Regions from separate parts of the Homo sapiens genome. Here region 2 is linked to region 1. A link is a contact called in ENCODE Hi-C data. All regions are on one chromosome and are shown on one strand. Each heading gives the region's core, a stretch centred on a gene start or an enhancer-like site at or near the end of the contact. The rest is flanking DNA. Distances are from core to core; before and after follow the strand shown.

Region 1 (5,082 bases), core at 284-2,783:
ATTTGATCCTTTATTAAAATGGAAAACCCTACAAGAAGACTAACAAAGGATCTAAAAGCAAAATATCAAGCTGGATTGCTCTCGGTGTAATTTATACTAATTTCCTCTCTTACCATATTTGTAGAATGCTGACATATTCACATTTTTCTCACTTTGGCTCCTTACTTTGAAAACCATAGCCACACTGGACTGTTATTATATATGTCTTGGTACCTAATGTCTTACTTGTTCAAGGTAATTTGTATTTTAACAGTAGTCCTCTGTAAGTATATTTTATTGGTAAAATATTCAAGCCAATGGTAGAAAATATTTTTGCAGATGTATCTTCCCGCCCTGATCATCACTCTTTCTCAATGTCTTGAATTTCACTTCTTTGGGTTAGCATACGGTTTTGGAGATGCACATGGAAGTTGGTCAAAAATTCCAACTACAGGAAACTTCAATATATACCAATTTTTTTCTCTAGGAAATTACTGTGACTTTTTATTTAATGTGAGTAGAGCTCATTCAAAGAAATAATGATTTATACAATTTATCTGCTATTCCTTTTAGCAATCATGCAGAATTATTCATTTTGCTCCTAGAACTGGAATATCAAAAAATCTTATCTCCAAGTCACAGAATATGATATTTTAGAATTTACAATGTGGATGTTTTTATCCCCTTACATGACCAAACAGAAAGTTGTAAGCTGTGTTCATGGGACTGGACTTAAGATGTGAAAATGGACCATACTAACTTCCCATTTTGTTGTTTCCTCAAGTTCTGCGATTTATTTACTTAACATTTACTTAAGACTTAACAAGACATATTTAACATAAAGGCTTTCCACCAAAGAGGCACAATTTAGACCATGTATTTGCTTACTCTGTTTCTAGGTCCTGATGCAAGCAGCAATGAAAATTGAGCTATCTGTTCTCACACCCAGCCTGTAGTAATCAGTATTTGAAGCAAAAGGAAAAAAACAAATACCCTACTTAATCTTTAACCTTAACTTGTCCCTACTGAATGGATCTGGAGCTAACAATATTAAGAGTTTTTTAAAAAACTGGGAAGAATAAAACAAAAAAACCGGAAAGAGAACAGAGAAATAAGAAAATAAAATGGACATACCAGAGAGATTTGCACCTGCTTAATGGAAAAAAAATGATGTCAGACCCTCTTTGCCTTCTCTCCCTTAAGTACAGGGTTAGACAATTTGCAAAATGGTAGAGCAAATAATTTGTGTTTCTTCATATATTCTCCACTCTTGATCTCTCAATACTTTCAGTTAGCTTTTTGGTTCATCAAATCCTTTCCTCAGATTCTATTTAAATGACATTAACATTTGCTCACTGGGAATAGGACTGATATTATCAACTTACTTAACAAGGGCTATGAAATTTGAGACAGACTGTGGGAAAATGTTGGCTCAACGGGTAGTACTCTATTTCTGGTTCTCTTTTCTGGGCCAGAATGTCAGAGAGATAAGTTTCTGAATTCACACGAGTTACTTTCCCTGCCCTGGCTGCACATTGCATGGCAGATGGCCGAGTGCGGACTAATGTTCTTTAGTAACTTAAGTGTGGGATGGAACCAAAGCCAAATTATTATCTTCACTTTTTTTTCTTGATCAGAGAAGCAGCCTTGAAACTCATGACCCCATTCTTAAACAGTGAAATGTCTTTTAAAATACTGGTTCATTTTAAGTAACAAACCAGCAAGACACTATATTCTATGGATTTATCTCTAAGCTACAAAGAAAATCCTAAGAGCAAAGGCTTTTGATAAATTAGTGGTTACGTTTCAGGCAATATTTTTGTTTCGTCTAAAACTGTTTATTTTTAATTATATGCTATATAATACATGCCAAATAGTATATAAAACATATTATTTTATTTACTTTTTATATAGAATATATAGAGAGAAAGAAGTGTTATCAGTAGATTAAAGAACCCATGAGTACCTCTCCCTGATAACCACTTATTTCCCACTAGGGATGATCACTGTGATAAATTCATTAATTACTTCTTTTCATAATTTTGCTTTATATGTATATCTTTAATGTATGTGTATCATTGAACAATTACTGTTTTTGTTGAGCCCTACATAAATAAAATCATAGAATGTGTGTTTACATGGCTTGCTTCTTTCACTCAACAGATTTTAAGATTCATCCATGTTGACACTTGCAGCTTTCATTTATTTATGTATACTATATACATAACATATACTCTATGCTATACTACATACCATGCTATGAACATATAGTATAAATACATCAATATTTATTTGTACATTTTATAGTTGGTGAACACTTGAATTTTCCTGGTTCTTGACTACTCAGAATCATGCTGCTGTGAACATTTTTGTACATGTCTTAAATGCGCTTGTGCAGGAAATTTTCCAGGAGTTGTATCAAGGAGGGGAAGAGCTGGTCATATCCTATGCACAAATTCTACCCTTACTGGTAAGACTAAACTGTTTTGCAAAGAGACTCTACCAGGTAACACTCCTACCAGCAGTGGATGAGATTCTCATTCATCTATATTCTTTCCAACATTTAGCAGTAACTTTTTTTTTTTTTTGAGACAGTCTCGCTCTGTTGGCCAAGCTAGAGTGCAGTGGTGTGATCTTGGCTCACTGCAACCCCTCTGCCTCCTGGATCCGGGTTCAAGACATTCTCCTGCCTCAGCCTCCCGAGTAGCTGGGATTACAGGCATGTGCCACCATGACCAGCTAGTGTTTGTATTTTCAGTAGAGATGGGGTTTCACCATGTTAGCCAGGCTGGTCTTGAACTCCTGACCTTGTGATCCTCCCGCCTCAGCCTCCCAAAGTGCTGGGATTACAGGCGTGAGCCACTGCGCCAGGCCTAACAGTATCTAACTTTTCATATTTGCCAATCTGATGAGAGTTAAATGGCATTTCATTAGAGTTGTATATTTCATTTTAGGAATTACTAATGAAATTAAACATTTTTAATATGCTTAAGCCAGTCATATATTGTTTTCTATGAAAATCCATTTATGTCTTTTACCTATTTTACTACCGAGTAAATTTATGTTTCAATTCTTGATTAGTAGGAACTATTTATATATTTATAGTCACAATTATTTATTAGTTACATATGCTTGTAATATTTTCTCCTGGGTTTGGATCATCTTTTTATTCTGCTTGTAGGTTCAAAAGCTGTTAATTTTAATTGTTAATTCATCAACTATTGCACTTATAGTTTGAATTTTTTATTTTTTGGCTTCTTCTTTAATAAAGTCTTTCTTGACCAAAGGCTATAAAGTTATGCTTCTGTACTGTCTTCTAAAATTTTTACAGTTTTGCCTTTCACATTAAAGGTTTAATCCACTGGAATTAATTCACCCTGATTCCCTTAAATGTCAACAATTTACATTATCAGAGTACAGTTATCGAAACCAAGGAATTAATATTGATACAATACTATTAACTGAAAAAAATTAACATTTCACTAGTTTTCCCACTCAGGTCCATTTTATGTTTGAGGATCCAATCCAAAATCCTACATTTCATTTAACTGTTGAGGGTTCCTCATTGCTTCTATTCTGTGAGGGTTCCTCAGTCTTCTCTGGCCTTAATACTTTTGATGAGTACTGGTCAGTTATTTTGTAGAGTGTATCTCAGTTTTGAACTTTCTCATGTTTCTGGTGATTAAAATAAGATTATGCATTTTTGTCAAAAATGAGATGTGATGGTATTTCTCACTTCTTCATCTCAAGGGGTTCATAATCTCAACATCTTAACCATGATTACTTCCTTAAGGTGGTACCTTCCAAGTATCTCCACTGTAATGTTACTATTTTCCCCTTTGTAATTGATAAATATCTTGGCAGAGATACTTTGAGACTATGCTAATGTCCTACTCCTCTTCAAACTTTTACCCACGGATGTTAGCATCTACTGGTAGATCTTGCTTGCTACAATTACTGAACTCTTTGTCTAATGGGTCTTTATCACTATCATTTTTCTAATTTATCAGTTTCAATTCTTCCATAAGCCAAGACCATCCCTTATTCCCATTTATTTATGTCAATATAGACTTATGAATATCTATTTTAATCTATGGACTAAAATCCAATACTATTATGAGTATTCTGTTCTTCAGATTTGTCTAGTTTGGGCCATAGGGAACTTCAGTTTGATTCTGTGTCCTTTTGGCATGGCCCATCCTTTTTTACCTTTTTTTCTTAATCACTTCATTTTTTTTCTGCTACCACAAAATGGTACAGGCTCATCTTGCATATTCCCTGGCCCAGTCATGCATTCAACTAGAGAATCCCTAGTTCCTCTTACTGGAGAATAATAGTATTTGGAAACAAATATTTGAATGCTAGGCTTACTTTTCTGTGGTGCCATTGCCCCTATGCTTTCTGAACATGTACAGATAAGAAACATATGCATGTGTACTGACTCATACATATATCTCTATTTCTATATCTGTATGCATTTATGTTAAATAATTTGAGTTCATAATGATACTGTCAATCAGCACAATATTCATTGCAGCCTTCCCCTTTTCCTTATTTTTATATTTCTATTTCTGACCATGGGAAACCTGACTCTCATTATCTATCACACATTCATTTATTCCTTCAATCCTATTATACACATAAAATAGTTACTGAATTACTAATCCATACTCTTATAGATTTACCAACTAGAGTATGGTGTTTGTATACAGGATTGTTTTTGGTTTTGCTTTTGTTTTTTGGTCTTCAGCCTTGTGATACCCAGTTAAAATACACTTTTTCCAGAGTTACTCAGATCAGGCCTTATCTTCCTCATCCCCTTCAGTAAAATGTTATTTATTTGTAATGCAGTTAGGTTCATTTTTTTTTTTGCTATTTATATTCCATTTTTATATCTGTATATCCTGGTTAACTTAATTTTTTAGTACATGAAACATTACTATGGTTATATGAGACATTACTATGGTTATTAGAGTCAGAGCTATAGAAAAGTTGGATTCATTGAAGAGTACACCTCTTCCTAATCCACATTGTTCTACTCCCATTCCTCCCTTCTCTCTACCCTCTTTCCATTTACCTCTGTAAGTAACCAATCTCCTTGTT
Region 2 (4,492 bases), core at 5-2,504, 400 kb before region 1:
AGGAGGCAAATCCATACAGACAAGAAGTAGATTAGTGGTTGCCTAGAGCTGGAGGAGGGTAGGGATAAGGAATGGATTACTACTGGGACTGGGTTTCTTTTTGGGGTGATGAAAATTTTCTAAAATTGATTGTGGTGATGGTTGCCTAACTCTGTGAATAGCAATGAATTGTGCTATTGTACACTTTAGGTAAATGGTATGGTATATGAGTTATATCCCCAATAAAGCTGTTAAAAAAGAATGAGAAAGACCGAGTGACTTGCCAAGGTAGTCTCTCAAATGTGTTGTTGTTTTTTCTTTGAAGCTCTTAACAAAACTTTTAAAGACATGCAAGAATCATTATGGCTCAGAGTCCTGATGGGAGTACCAGGCTCTCTTTTGAGCTGTTGTCTCTTAAAACTTGTAGCATGCCTTGTCACGTATGTTATCAAAAAAGTAAGGAAAAGAATAGCTTCAGTTCCTATTGCCCTCAAATCTGAGACTTTCAGATCAGAAGTTTAACCTAATGTCCTTGGGCATGGGAGGGAGGGAGGAGGTGTGAGGGGAGATCCACCTTAGACTTTAACCTCCCTAAAGGTGTATGCCAGTTGTAAATATGTGCTTAGTTGAATTATTCTGGGAGGATGCATCTTTATCATAGTCTCAGAGGAATTTATTGCCTCTCCCACCCCCACCCCCAAAAGAGGGAAGCTTTAAAAATATGAAGTATAAAATGCAGCATATAAAAAAAAATCGTTGCCTAATTTATATTTACTTTGTTTCACTGATTGGGAAAGAAGTGAAGAGAGGAAAAATGCTGGGTTAAGGGGGGCAGGCCAGGGTGGTGATGGAGCGACTCATTCTCAATTTCTGCAAGGAGGAAACAATATTTCTTAAGACATAGTCTAAATTAAACTTGGTAGAGGAGGAGGGACTGATCGAATGTGCTTGTTCTCTCTTCTTTCCCTGTAATCGTTTTAGGAGAGGGAATGGTTTATAGGGACAAACATCAACTCTGATGAATCAAATGAAATGAATGAGAAAGTCATACTTCATATAAACACTGCAAATCAATGTTAGCCCTCCTTACCCTCTCCATTGAAGATGCCTGCCACATGAATGATTCATGTTGAACCATCAACTCAGTACAGTCATCTGCAAGAACACCAAGGGTTTGCTTACACATAATTACTCAGAACTGAGTAGGAGGAAATCCTTGTCTCGGATCATGGGAGATAATGGAATTCCAACGAAGGATGCCTTGGCAAAGTAGAAGTACTTTCCCTTGGACCTTTGAAATCCTTAATGAGTTGAATCATGTCAAGTAACAAAATAAACAAGGATGAGAAACATCAGTTGGGTTCGGTCCAAAGTCTAGCCTGCTTAAGATTGGGCTTCCCTCATCACTGCTTAAACATTATACAGTTTTCTATCAGCCAAGCCTGTGTTTTTTTTTTTTTCATTTTTTTTTCTTAAATCAGATTTCAAAAGCCAGGCACTAGCTGATGGTAATTAGTAGGCATCGGTTGCAGTTTATTCTTGCTGTTCTTTCCAGGCATGCATAATTTTTGTGAAGAGAAAAGAAAATCCAATTACCCCCAAATCTAGCCAGTGTGGCTCATCTGCTCTTGTGTTAGATCTTTAGAAATGGTTCTTAACAATAGAAATGAAGACATATGGTACTTGAGAACAGCATCTTGCAACCTTATTTATAATATTAAGGAAAAAAGCCCAGTCAGGTGAACATTGACATCCTACTTTATGAAAATCTGACACAAGAAATGTTGATCCCATAACACACGTAACATAGAGACTTGCTCATACCATAAAGAATTTATTGGTGATTTTATTTCTAGTATCCCTCTTACATTTTAAAAGACTCCCTTAAAAATGCTTGACTTGAAGCTTTCCAGGAAAGCTTACACAGTAAAACTAAAAACATCTGATACAATTTTGAAGGACTCAGATTCTTCAAAGCAAGGAAAGTGAAAATTTCTACTCAACTTTGTAAAGGTTGGGTCTATGACAAAATATTTGATAGGTTAGATTATTTTGTTATTTAAATTACTCCTTGAAATGCTGGTTAATTTCAGATTTCATTGATCTTTGAGTTTCGGAGAGTGTTTTAGTATTGCAATAGTAAATACTAAATAGAATTTTGGTAACAAAAAATACCCTTTATCATTTGGATTAACATTTTTAGGTCATGTTTTTCTTCTCTGTATATTTATCTGTGAAGAATAAATGACATTAAAGGTGAATCATACTAAAATTGCATGTATTGTTTTTTGCCCAAGAGAATTTTCTTGCTGCAAGTAAAAACACACAAAAAAAGTTATTGAAAAAATTCAGCTTTACATTTTTAAATAAGCCCATTTTGAACCCTTCTAATACAAGCATTGTTCAACAACACTTTGTGTTTATAATAGATTTTCATTAACCACCTTGTGTCTGATAGATACACTGTTGTGTATCTATCCTGATGACTTCCTGTTGGACATGAGCAGAAGGGCACTTCCCGGGATTGCAAGACCATCTTTGGCTCCAGGAAATTTTTCTATTCAGTGTGTAGCAAGACATTGATTATGGGCAGAATTCTCCAATTATAAGAGCTTTTCTTTTTTGTCTGGATAGTAGTTTGATCATATCATATTTTTGCTAAAGGATTCCTAACAGACTCTGACACCTTATAAATTTAAGTCCAAATTCCTCAACATAGTTCACCAGGTTCTCGTCATGGGACTTACTGTCTTCCTTTCACTTCCTCTTGCAAATCAAAACCCACCCTCTGTTTCAGTCAAGGTCTTCTTCCTGCATTCATGCTGATTTCCCTCTCAGAGCCCAGGCTGTCCCATACCCATTCATCTTTTCATACATCCAGTCTAAGATTCCAAAGAAAGCATACTTTCTGGACCAGGTGCTACTCTGGGCATCATGTCAGCACAAAGGTGAATAAGGCACAGTCTCTGTCTTTGAGGAACTCATAGTTTAGGGTTGAACGTGGACATTTAACCAAATATATAAAGTAACACAATGAAGTAAGGACATTCAAGATTAATTAAGGAAGGGATTTATTTTAGGGAATGACATAACAGAAGAGGCTGTAGTTGATTTGAACCTTGAAGAATAAACAGGAGTCTATCATGAGCATTTGGATTTTGTCTGGTAAGTTTTTTTAAGTCTAGTATAGGCCTTCAAAAATATTTGTTGAAAGAGCTAGCAAAATGCTAAATGAGTTTTGGTGGTGGGGGGTTTGTTTTGATATACTTTTCTTCCCCAGTTCTGACAACAGCCTTGTGAAGTTGGTAAGGCTATTAGAGCTATACAAATAAGATACAGGCCCAAAGGAAGTTGACCCAATAAGTGGAAAATCTGAAACCACATCCATTCTTCTGACTCTAAGGCCTTTGTTCTATCTACTCTGCCTTTCTACCTCCCTGAGTGCTCTTTTGAATTTCCTGACTGCTCCCATCACAAATAAACACAGAGCAGATACTCAACAATTGTTTATTGATTGAGAGAAGCATATAACTTTGATGTCAAAATTTTAATACAGATTTTCCAAGCCCTTTAATAGCCCCTAAACTGGACTTTATATTTCTTTAACTTGGCCCGTTGACATTTCTCAGTCTTTATACTTCCTGAGGCAGGGATAAACTGCTTGCTTATTTGAAAACAAAAGCATGCAGACTATAGGCCATCAATAGTGACCGTGTTGAAGAATCTCACTCCTAAGCTATAGTCAGAATAGTGTTAGAAGGAAAAACAAGAGGCGGAGGCATGTCCACAACCATATAGGAACTTCTCAGAAGCCACTTATCTCTTGGGCAAATAATACCAATTACTCTGCAAGTTTTCTCTATAGCTCTAGGGCATGGTGTGACACTTTTTAGTTGCCCAAGTGCTACTTTCAGAGGTTCAAAACCACAGAATGGATATTCATTTCCACGACTGCATTAATGTATCTCCTTACAGAAGGAACGGAAAGTCTTTTACTCAGTGTCAAGCTTTCCCAGGTCTTTACACTTGAGCACCCGCCAGCTTTTCTACAGGCAAGTCATGGGGTCATAATCGGGGAGCAATGTTCTCCCCAAATGTATGCTTTCCTTTCAGATAACTCTCCCAGAACACCCCACTGACCCTTTGTGCCCTAGTGATGGAAGAACATTTTTAGGTGAGATGGTGTATTTTACATAATGTGTTCCCAGATGCTTTCCATGAATGACTCAGGGCAGGGTAAGCTGCATAAAATTCTGGTGCAGCGGCCGGAAGAAAGCTGCACTCTGTTTAAGCATGAGTGTTGTGTTGTGAGCAGGCTGAGTAATGATGTTCTGTGAGTGACTAGTCTAAGGAAAAGCCAGTGAGTAGGAGTCAGGCTCTCTGACTTCAAATGTCAACATAGATGGAACAAAAATGAGCAGGTTAGTTAAACTCTTTGGGCCTCAGTTTCTCATTTGTGAAGCAAGAAAATTAATGCCTATTTTTGCCCATTTGACTATAGTGGCAGGAAAGG

Evidence for each region. A loop is a pair of places that touch in the nucleus more often than their neighbours do. Pooled maps may share reads with other maps.
Region 2: a loop to region 1 is called in a map of MCF 10A, with 5 times the contacts of the local background. The contact joins two enhancer-like sites. A Hi-C loop is called at or near these places in 4 of 168 maps with a recorded cell type or tissue (MCF 10A, PC-3, PC-9 and 1 more) and 4 of 50 pooled maps.

The regions. Positions count from the first base shown.
Region 1 is chr13:79,633,667-79,638,748 of GRCh38, reverse strand. No RefSeq gene overlaps it. Among named protein-coding and RNA genes, the nearest start is that of LINC01068, 69 kb to the right of the region's middle. Within about 2 kb of position 1,533, at least 5 of the 41 ENCODE cell types and tissues checked have a DNase peak (open chromatin) inside an H3K27ac peak, as active enhancers do.
Region 2 is chr13:80,037,458-80,041,949 of GRCh38, reverse strand. No RefSeq gene overlaps it. Among named protein-coding and RNA genes, the nearest start is that of LINC01080, 29 kb to the right of the region's middle. Within about 2 kb of position 1,254, at least 5 of the 41 ENCODE cell types and tissues checked have a DNase peak (open chromatin) inside an H3K27ac peak, as active enhancers do.